Regions from separate parts of the Homo sapiens genome. Here region 1 is linked to region 2. A link is a loop called in an ENCODE intact Hi-C map of the cell type or tissue named here. Cell type or tissue: IMR-90. All regions are shown on one strand. Links, peaks and the distances in the headings refer to the core of each region. The heading gives the core; the rest is flanking DNA.

The links. Peaks named below come from ENCODE experiments on the same cell type or tissue, not always from the same donor. Only the 100,000 strongest peaks of a DNase experiment are listed, where the experiment ranks them.
Region 1: a loop joins it to region 2, with 3 times the contacts of the local background. A loop is called at or near these places in 1 of 110 quality-filtered maps.

The regions. Positions count from the first base shown.
Region 1 is chrX:54,262,877-54,268,259 of GRCh38, forward strand. All of the region lies in intron 10 of WNK3 (WNK lysine deficient protein kinase 3), which reads right to left. Among named protein-coding and RNA genes, the nearest start is that of FAM120C, 82 kb to the left of the region's middle. In IMR-90, for the core only: no CTCF peak of the experiment used is centred there; no DNase peak of the experiment used is centred there.
Region 2 is chrX:54,206,506-54,211,888 of GRCh38, forward strand. All of the region lies in intron 22 of WNK3 (WNK lysine deficient protein kinase 3), which reads right to left. Among named protein-coding and RNA genes, the nearest start is that of FAM120C, 26 kb to the left of the region's middle. In IMR-90, for the core only: no CTCF peak of the experiment used is centred there; a DNase peak (open chromatin) is centred at 2,216.

The sequences.
Region 1 (5,383 bases), core at 140-5,139, 56 kb after region 2:
AGCTGAGATTGAGCCATTGCACTCTAGCCTGGGTGACAAGAGTGAAACTGTCTCAAAAAAAAAAAAAAAAAAGAAAAGAAAAGTAGATACAGCTACTTCTGCTGGGGCAGGAGCAGGGAATCAATCTTGGTTATATTCTTGAGGCTCCCCTAACTGGTTCTGAGGTCTTATGTAATGCCAAACCTCGGGAAGGTGTTGAGGAGGATCTTTCTCCTTTACTTGCTCCACCACTCCTCTCCTCCTCCCATTAGTGGTTCTCAGCCCCAGAAGGGGAGATGGGAGGACAAAAGAGATAAAAAGCTAAGCCCATGTACAACATCCCAGAGATTCTTATTCAGTTATTATGGAGTGAAGGAGACCAGTAAAACTGGGATGTACTTTTAAACATTTCATAAATTGCTTTATTATGTTATTGATGTTACAAAGCATATCTCTCCCCTGAAGTACTTTTAACAACCACTATTTGTTGAGTACCTATTACATGCCAGACACTTCTCATATTTTATATCACCTAATCCTAATAAGCCTGCAATACAGGCATTTTTTCTAACATTATAAAAATTTTCCAACACATAGAAAAGTGGAATTGTTCTGTGAAAACCTATATATCTAACACCACCCATAGTCTACAGGATTTTACTATATGTACATTATCCCATATATTTCAAAGTAGGTTGCAAATGCAAGATAGGCATTTTAAAACTTTTACAACCATTTAAAACCATTTCACACTAAAAAGAACCAAAGCTGGGCGAGATTAAATAACTTTCCTCAAGTCACACAGTGAGTTCAAAGAGCCAGAGTTGAAATCCAGGTCTGACCAATGACACAAATTGGCTCAAGCCTATATGTATGCTGTATATACCTGGTTAACAGTGGAATTTTTGCTTATTTAATTAAATAAAATTATCACTGTGCATGATGCCCACTTCCATATTTTTATATTTATATAGAATTCTTCATCTATAAAGACGTTGTCTTGTATAAGGCCAATTGTTGGTGAAGGCAAGATTCTAAACATTTTTTTTTTGAGACAGGGTCTCACTCTGTTGCCCAGACTGGAGTACAGCCCCAACCTCCCAGGCTCAAAGTGATTCTCCCAGTTCAGCCTCCTGAGCAGCTGAGACTACAGGCATGTGCCACCACACCTGGCTAATTTTTTTAAAAAAAATTTGGGCCAGGTGTGGTGGCTCATGCCTATAATCCAGCACTTTGGGAGGCTGAGGCAGGCGGATCACCTGAGGTCAGGAGTTGGAGACCAGCCTGGCCAACAGGGTGAAGCCCTGTCTGTACTAAAAATACAAAAATTAGCCAGATGTGGTGGCACATGACTGTAATCCCAGTTACTTGGGAGGCTGAGGCACGGGAATTGTTTGAACCCGGGAGGTGGAGGTTGCAGTGAGCCATGATTGTGCCACTGCACTCCAGCCTGGGTGACAGAGTGAGACTGTCTCAAAAAAAAAAAATTGGTAGACATGGGGGTGTCAGTGTGTTGCCCAGGTTGGTCTCGAACTCCTGGGCCCAAGCAATCCTCCTGCCTTGACCTTCCAGAGTGCTGGGATTACAGGTACGAGCCACCGTGCCAGGCCTGAACGATGAAATTTACCCTAAGTTAAAAAACTGATCCAAAAGCACGGTTCCTGGGATAAAACTCACATAATGACATCCAGCCTATTACATAGGCCAAAATGATGAAAACATACCAGCACTACAAAGACTGACACATAAAAGAGTGATAGGAACTATGAGAGATGAAAGAGTGATAGGAACTAGGAAGAAGTTCCATTAACTGTAAGGCAGATAGAACTGAATTGAGGGGAGCCTAACTTCATGAAAGCAGACTTAAATTCCAAACTTTTATTCTAATACTGCCCCGTTAAGTGATCAAAGGTCTGTAAGAACTAACAAACTGATCAGGCACAGTCTTGCCTCAGCCCTGCAAAGCTTTCTACAGATATTTGGAAAGAGCAACTAACATTTTTTTTTTTTTTAATGGCAAGAATGAGAATGCATACTGGAGAAGAAAAGGAGAGGACAGACTGAGCCATTTCGCAGTCTGGAAGGTAGAGATCTTATAAGTAAAGCCAAATGAGCAAGGATGCAGACACATTTTGGCAGCCCTGCATGTTGGAGATCATAGTCTTTAAAGTATTTGATTATTTCAGAACATTGGATAATTCATTATGGGAGTAAAAAAAGTAAACCACACTTCAGTACAGAAGAACCAGAATAAATCAATGCTTACTAATACACAGAAAGTGTGCATCTCCTTGTCCTCAAGCTATAGGCCTATGAAAGGGTTTAATCATCATTCAAGAGGAAAATGGGGCGGGGTGTGGGTGGCTCATGCCTGTAATGCCAACACTTTGGGAGGCTGAGGCAGGCGAATCATTTGAGGTGAGGAGTTCAAGACTAGCCTAGCCAATATGGTAAAACCCCGTCTCTAGTGAAAGTACAAAAATTAGCCGGGCGTGGTGGCATGTGCCTGTAATTCCAGCTACTTGGGAGGCTGAGGCAGGAGAATCGCTTGAACCTGGGAGGCAGAGGTTGCAGTGAGCCGAGATTGCGCAACTGCACTCCAGCCTGGGTGACAGAGCGAGACTCCGTCTGAAAAAAAAGAGGAAAACGGAAGTCAAAGAAAATCTACATGAGGTCAGAGAGTTGTGCAGGGGAGTCCAGATCCTGTAGGACTTTGCAGGCCATTAGTACATTATTGTGGCTTTTACTATCAAAGAGATGAGCAACGAGAGGTTGTGGGTCTCTGAGACATGTTGTGACCTGCATTTTAAAACTATCACTGCTTCCTACAATAAGAAAAAGGCTACAAAAGAACAAAAGCAAAAGCAAGAACAATTAGGAGACTACTACAATTATTCAAGAGATGAGGCTGGGCACAGTGGCTCACGCCAGTAATCCCAACACTTTGGAAGGCCAAGGCAGGCAGATCACTTGAGGTGAGGAGTTCGAGACCTGCCTGGCCAACATGGTGAAACCTGGTCTCTACCAAAAATACAAAAAGTAGCCAGATGTGGTGGCGGGTGCCTGTACTCCCAGCTACCTGGGAGGCAGAGGCTGCAGCGAGCCGAGATCGTGCCACTGCACTCCAGCCTGGACAAGACAGCGAAAAAAAAAAAGAGCTGAATTAGACCAGCACGACAATGGTGAAGGTGTTGAGAAGTCAGGATGCAGATATATGTTAAAGTAAGAGTCAAATCAAATATACACAACAGAGCACTATGCAGCAATAAACAAGAATGAGATATTGTCATAGATGGAACTGGAGGTCATTATATGAAGTGAACAATAAGCCAGGCACAGAAAGATGAACTTGGCATGTTCTCACTTATGTGTGGGAGCTAAAAATTATAACAATTGAACTCATAGAGATAGAAAGTAGAAGGATGGTTACCAGAGGCTGGGAAGGGTAGTGGGGAGAGTCAGGAGGGGAGTGGGGAAGGTTAATGGGTACAAAAATTAATCAGAAAAACTGAATAAGATCTAGTATTTAATAGCACAAGTCAACTATAGTTGATAATTTAATTGTACATTAAAAATAATTAAGAGTATAATTAGATTGTAACACAAAGGATAAATGCTTGAGGTGATAGATACCCCATTTACCCTGATGTGATTATTATGCATTGTATGCCTGTATCAAAATATCTCTTTTTATTCTTTTGAGACAAGGTCTTGCTCTGTCAGCCAGGCTGAAGTGCAATAATGTGATTAAGACTCACTGCAGCCTTGATCTCTCAGGCTCAAGCAATACTCCCACTTCAGCCTCCTGAGTCGCTGAGACTACAGGCATGGGCCACCATGCCCAGCTAACTTTTAATTTATTTATATATATATATATAATTTTATTTACTTTATGTTCTGGGATACATGTGCTGAACGTGCAGGTTTGTTACATAGGTATACATGTGCCATGGTGGTTTGCTGCACCTATCAACCTGTCATCTAGGTTTTAAGCTCCGCATGCATTAGGTATTTGTCCTAATGCTCTCCCTCCCCTTTCCCCACATCCCCCGACAGGTCCCGGTGTGTGATGTTCCCCTCCCTGTGTCCATGTGTTCTCATTGTTCAACTCCCACTTATGAGTGAGAACATGCAGTGTTTGGCTTTCTGTTCCCGTGTTAGTTTGTTGAGGATGATGGTTTCCAGCTTCATACATGTGGGTATCTACCAAAAGGATTATAAATCATTCTACTATGAAGACACATGCACACGTATGTTTACTGCAGCACTATTTACAATAGCAAAGACTTGGAACCAACCCAAATGCTCATCAATGATAGACTGGATAAAGAAAATGTGGCATGTATACACCATAGGAAACTATGAAGCCATAAAAAAGAATTTTTTCTTTTTGGTAGAGACAGGATTTCGCCATGTTGCCTTGGCTGGTGTCAAACTTCTCGGCTCAAGTGATCCTCCTGCCTTGGCCTCCCAAAGTGCTGGGATTACAGGGGAGAGCCACCATCCCCAGGCCTAAAATATCTCATGTCCCCCATAAATATATGCACCTGCTATTTACCCACAAAAATTTGTAAAAAGAGTCAAAAGACATGCTGATAGTTTGAAGTGGAATATGAGAGAAAGCAAAGAATAAAAGATGACCATAGCTAACTGAGTGTGGTGGCTCACACCTATAATCCCAGCACTTTGGGAGGCCGAGGTGGGGGGATCACTTGAAGTCAGGAGTTCGAGACCAGCCTGGCCAACATGGTGAAACCCCATCTCTACTAAAAATACAAAAATTAGGCGGGCATGGTGGTGTGTGCCTGTAAGTGCCTGTAATCCCAGCTACTTGGGAGGCTGAGGCAAGAGAATCACTTGAACCCGGGAGGCGGAGGTTGCAGTGAGCCAAGACAGCACCACTGCACTCCAGCTTGGGTAACAGAGCGAGACTCTCTCAAAAAAAGAGCAACAACAACAACAAAAAAACCATAGCCATATGGCTTGAGTAAGGAAAGACAGAGTTGCTATTTGTTGAGATGGGGATGACAGTGAAAAGAGCAGGCTTGGGGTGGTGGAAAGTGCAAATGTAAGTGTTCGATTTTGGATATACTTAATTTGAAACGTCATTATACAACCAAGTGGAGATCTTGCATGTACACTGGAGATACATGGCAAAAAATATATAAATTCTCTCCTAGAACACAAAGTCAAAAGCAAAGTCACCTAAGATATCTGAATGCGTGCACACACACACACACACACACACACACACACACACACACACACACACTTCCTAGCCTGTCTGCTGAGAACTCTAGAAGCAATAACTCCCCAGTAGCAGCAAACACACCCAATACTCAGGCTTTTTTTCTAAATTACATTACCCACTAAAAGGAATAAGGGGGAGGCTGAGGCGAGGGGA
Region 2 (5,383 bases), core at 227-5,226:
TTTTCCAAACCACTCAAACTCAGATCCTTTGGATCTCCCCACCAATACACAAATCTCCAGTCCATCACTACGTCATGAAATTCCTCCTATACAATGTCTCTTGTCCACTTTCATTTCTACCATTCTATAAGCTCTTAATTATCTCATGCATAGACTACTATGATTGCAGTGATCTAAATGGACTCACTCCTTGGCTCTAGCCAATATATTCTTCAAACTACCACCAGATTAATATGAGTGAAGGCTGGGCACGGTGGCTCATGCCTGTAATCCCAGCACTTTGGGAGGCCGAGGTGGCTGGATCACATGAGGTCAGAAGTTCGACACCAGCCTGACCAACATGGTTAAACCCTGTCTCTACTAAAAATACAAAAATTAGCTGGGGATGGTGGTGCACACCTGTAATCCCAGCTAATTGGAGGCTGAGGCAGGAGAATTGCTTGAACCTGGGAGGCGGAGATTGCAGTGAGCCAAGATCCTGCCACTGCACTCCAGCCTGGGCAACAGAGCAAGACCGTGTCTCAGAAAGAATAAATAAGTAAAAAATAATATGAGTGAAATGCTGTTTTCAGATAAAATGCTGCTTAAAAAAAAAAAAAGCTTCAACAGTTCTTTACTGCTAACAGCATGAGGGTTCCCACTTGTTTAGGTGGCAAAGACCTGGGAAATCATGGTTGTCCTTGCAGAACAAGTACATTATTTTATTTATTATCCTTAAACTAACATGTATCACTTATTAAGCTTAAATATATAATTGTTTTAGATCAGATTCATTATCTTACACTAAACACTAACAGAAACATGCTGTGGCAGCTGCCAAATTTTTTTAAGTACAGAAGGAAAACTTTCTACTGTAAATCCTCCATTTCACCCAACTATTTGAAAGTTACATGTCTTTCTTGCAAATCTTGCATTTTTACCGTTTGCATGCCTTAATATCATGAAATTCTATCTATTGACAATACTCTTTCCACTTCCCTTAATTTCAATTCTGCCCATTTATCTTTTTTTTTTTTTTTTTTTTTGAGATGGAGTTTTGCTCTTGTTGCCCAGCCTGGAGTGTAATGGCATGATCTCGGCTCACTGCAACCTCCGCTTCCCAGATTCAGGCAATTCTCCTGCCTCAGCCTCCCGAGTAGCTGGGATTACAGGTGTGCACCACCACACCCGGCTATCCTTTGCATTTTTAGTAGAGATGGGGTATCACCATGTTGGTCAGGCTGGTCTCAAACTCCTGACCTCAGGTGATCCACCCGCCCCAGCCTCCCAAAGTGCTGGGATTACAGGCGTGAGCCACTGCACACCTGGCCAGCCCATTTATCCTTTGAGACCAACTCAAATCCTATCTTCTGCGTGAAGCATTCTCAGACCACTATCATCATTCATTCCCCTCAACCCACTACAGGTAAAATTTATGGTTTTGGGAAGCAATGCAGTATAATAGTTAAAAGCCAAGGCTTTGAAGTCAGACAGATTTGGATTCTCTCACCTATTAACTGAGATCCAAAAGAAGTTACTTAACCTCACTAACCTCAGTCTCTTCACCTAAAAAAGACAAACATTAATATTTATCTACCTTACAGAGATGTTCTGAGGATTAAGATAATATATATAATATATACTATATATGTTTTTTTGAGATGGAATCTTGCTCTGTCGCCCAGGCTGCAGTGCAGTGGCGCGATCTCAGCTCACTGCAAGCTCCGCCTCCCGGGTTCATGCCATTCTCCTGCCTCAGCCTCCCAAGTAGCTGGGACTACAGGTGCCCGCCACCACGCCCAGCTAAGTTTTTGTATTTTTAGTAGAGACGGGGTTTCACTGTGTTAGCCAGGATGGTCTCAATCTCCTGACCTCGTGATCCACCCGCCTCGGCCTCCCAAAGTGCTAGGATTACAGGTGTGAGCCACCGCGCCCGGCCCAATATATACCTTTTTAGACAGGGTCTGGCTCTGTCACACTCCTGGACTCAAGCAATCCTCCCACCTCAGCCTTCTGAGTAGCTGTGATTACAGGCGTGTGCCACCATGCCCAACTAATTTTTGTATGTTTTGTAGAGATGGGGTTTCGACATATTGCCCAGGCTGGTCTCAAACTCCTGAGCTCAAGTGATCTGCCTGCCTTGGCCTCCCAAAGTGCTGGGAGTACAGGCATGAGCCACACGCCCAGCCTAACACATGCAATATTTTTATTATGTCTTGGGATCTCCCAGACCACCCACACATTCAGTGATTCACCAGGTCTCCAAGGACTCAAGATATAGTTGTATTCATAGCTAAGGTTTATTACAGTGAAAGATACACATTACGGTCAGCAAAGGGAAAAGACAGGAGTCTAGAGAAATTCATGCTCAGACTTCCATATGTTCTCTCCCTATCCTTTCTCCAGCAACAAAAAAATACAGCAACAGGTGTACACATTTCTACCCAGGAAAGCCCATTAGAGACTTAGTGACCATGGTTTTCACTGGGGGCTGGTCTCAGAGGCACGTACTAAAATTCCAGACTCTGAGGAGGAAAACATGTGTTCAGGATAAATCACATTATTTGTACCAACAAACCAGGCAAACTGAACTATTTACCGGTTAGGGAACAGAGGGAAACCAAGTTCCCACATACCAGCCAAGGGCCAATCTTGCCAGCAGGCCTGTCTAAAGATAGCAGTCTCATGTCTGTTAGGTTGGCTCTATTCTGTACAGTTTACTACAATGCTCATATTATAAGTTAACTACACACATACATTGTGGATACCATTACATTGCAATACCATAATTAGCCAGGCGTGTTGGTGCGCACCTGTAATCCCAGCTACTCGGGAGGCTGAGGCAGGAGAATCACTTGAACCTGGGAGGCAGAAGTTGCAGTGGGCCGAGACCACACCACTGCACCCCAGCCTGGGTGACAGAGTGAGACTCTGTCTAAAAAATAAATAAATAAATAAATAAATAAATAAATAAACATAGCAATACCATGTATCAACTCATGTTTCCAACAAAACATGTATAATTGTGGGCAGGGAAGGATATATACGTGTTAAGCAGTGCTTTTTTTTTTTTTTTTTTTTTTTGAGATGGAGTCTTGCTCTGTCACCCAGGCTGGAGTGCAGTGGCGTGATCTCAGCTCACTGCAACCTCCGCCTCCTGGATTTAAGCTATTCTCCTGCCTGAGCCTCCCAAGTAGGTGGGATTACAGGTGTCTGCCACCACGTCTGGCTAGTTTTTGTATTTTTAGTAGAGACAGGGTTTTGCCATGATGGCCAAGCTGGTCTCGAACTCCTAACCTCAGGTGATCTGCTCACCTCAGCCTCCCCAAGTGTTGGGATTACAAGCATGAGCCACCGCACCTGGCCAAGCACTGCTTCCTAAAATGGGTTCCCTGGTAAAATTGTTTTGGGAGATTTTGTATATTATTTCCTTTCTTGGACATTCTCAATTCATATTAGCACATTAAAGGACCTAAGAAATTCTACAGTGGAGAGACTGGTATTTATATTATTTAATACCACATTTCGCATTTGACCATGTAACACCTATTAACTCCCTGCTGACAACTTATGAAATGCTGTGCTAAGGCCAACAAATGTGTCCACCAATCTTGGCCAAATGGGAAAAAGATGAAATGTCAGCAAGTTTTGAAAGAGCACTATTGGAGCTAGAAATATGAAATCACCTGTTCCTGTGAGAGGCAATAAGGTAACAAAACTACTGGAAGGTACATGTGGAGCATCCTGTCTTTGTGAACTTGGCCTCCATGAGTTATAAAAAGAAAAAGAAAATGAAGATAATTTAGTTCCTACTTAAGAAGACATGACCATTTTTATATTAAATCTGGTTCGAGGGCCTGACATAGTGGCTCACGCCTGTAATCCCAATGACTCTGGAGGCAGAGGTGGGAGGATTGCTTGAGGTCAGGAGTTTGAAATCAGCCTGGGCAACATAGCAAGACCCCATCTCTACAAAAAAAATTTTAAAAAAGATTTGCCAGGCACAGTGGCACACGCCTATAGTCCTGGCTACTTGGGAGGCTGAGGCAGGAGGATTGCTTGAGCCCAAGAGTTTGAGGTTACAGTGAGCTATGACTGAGCCACTGTACTCTAGCCTGGGTGACAAAGCAAGACCCTGTCTCTAAAAAATAAATAGATAAATAACAAAGTCTGGTTTGGAACCCATCTAAATATTTTAATAAATAAGTTAATTTAACAGAAGTACAATAATCAGATACTCTCCTTCCTGCCTACTGAAAAAAAATAATTTCTGGCTTCCAGTATGACAGAGTGAGGACGTTAAGAAACCTCCCTCAAAAGGAATCCTAAAATTGGACAAAATTCAAAAACAATCACTTTAGTACTCCAGAATTTGTCCTAAGGAATACAACAAAATCAGAAGCATTTATTCGTGAAAACTACTGAACTTTTCAGGTAAGAACTGTGCAATCTGTGGTGTTTTTGCACAAGGCTGTTCCCATCACCCCCACCCAGCTCTGTTGCCCAGCAAAGTGGGGCATTCTGAGAAAACAGTAAGTTTGGCTGCTGTTGCTGCTACCATAGGGGATTCACTTGATTTAGAACTTTAGAAGCAGGTACTCCATTAGCCTGAGGTTAACAGGGAGATCTGAGAAGTGAGATAGCCATAGGGACTTGATAAATTCTCCACATGTCAGGCTGAGCGTGGTGGCTCACACCTGTAATCCCAGCACTTTGGGAGGCCAAGGCAGGTGGATCACCTGAGGTCAGGAATTCGAGACCATCCTGGCCAACATGGTGAAATCCTGTCTCTACTAAAAATAGAAAAATTAGCCAGGTGTGGTGATGCGTGCCTGTAATCCAAGCTACTCGGGAGACTGAGGTGGGAGGATCGCTTGAACCTGGGAGGCAGAGGTTGCAGTGAGTCAAGATCATGCCACTGCGCTCCAGCCTTGGGAACAGAGCTAGACTCTGTCTCAAAAAAAAAAAAAAAAACTCCACATATCTCAGACTGACTGGATGTTCTCTAACCATAATGATTTTAAAGTACAAAAATAAGAGATAATGAGTGGTGGCACACACCTGTAATCCCAGCACTTTGGGAGGCTGAGGCGGGAGGATCACAAGGTCAGGAAATCAAGACAAGCCTGGCCAATATGGTGAAACATCGTCTCTACTAAAAATACAAAAATTAGCCGGGCGTGGTGGCGGGCGCCTGTAGCCCCAGCTACTCGGAAGGCTGATGCAAGAGAATCAATCGCTTGAGCCCGGGAGGCGGAGGTAGCAGTGAGCCAAGATTGCGCCCCTGCACTCCAGCCTGGGTGACAGGACGAGACTCTGCCTCAAAAAAAAAGAGACAATGAGAAAAATCTCCAAACTCTTCAAAATTAAACAACACACTACCAATAATCCATGGATAAAAGAG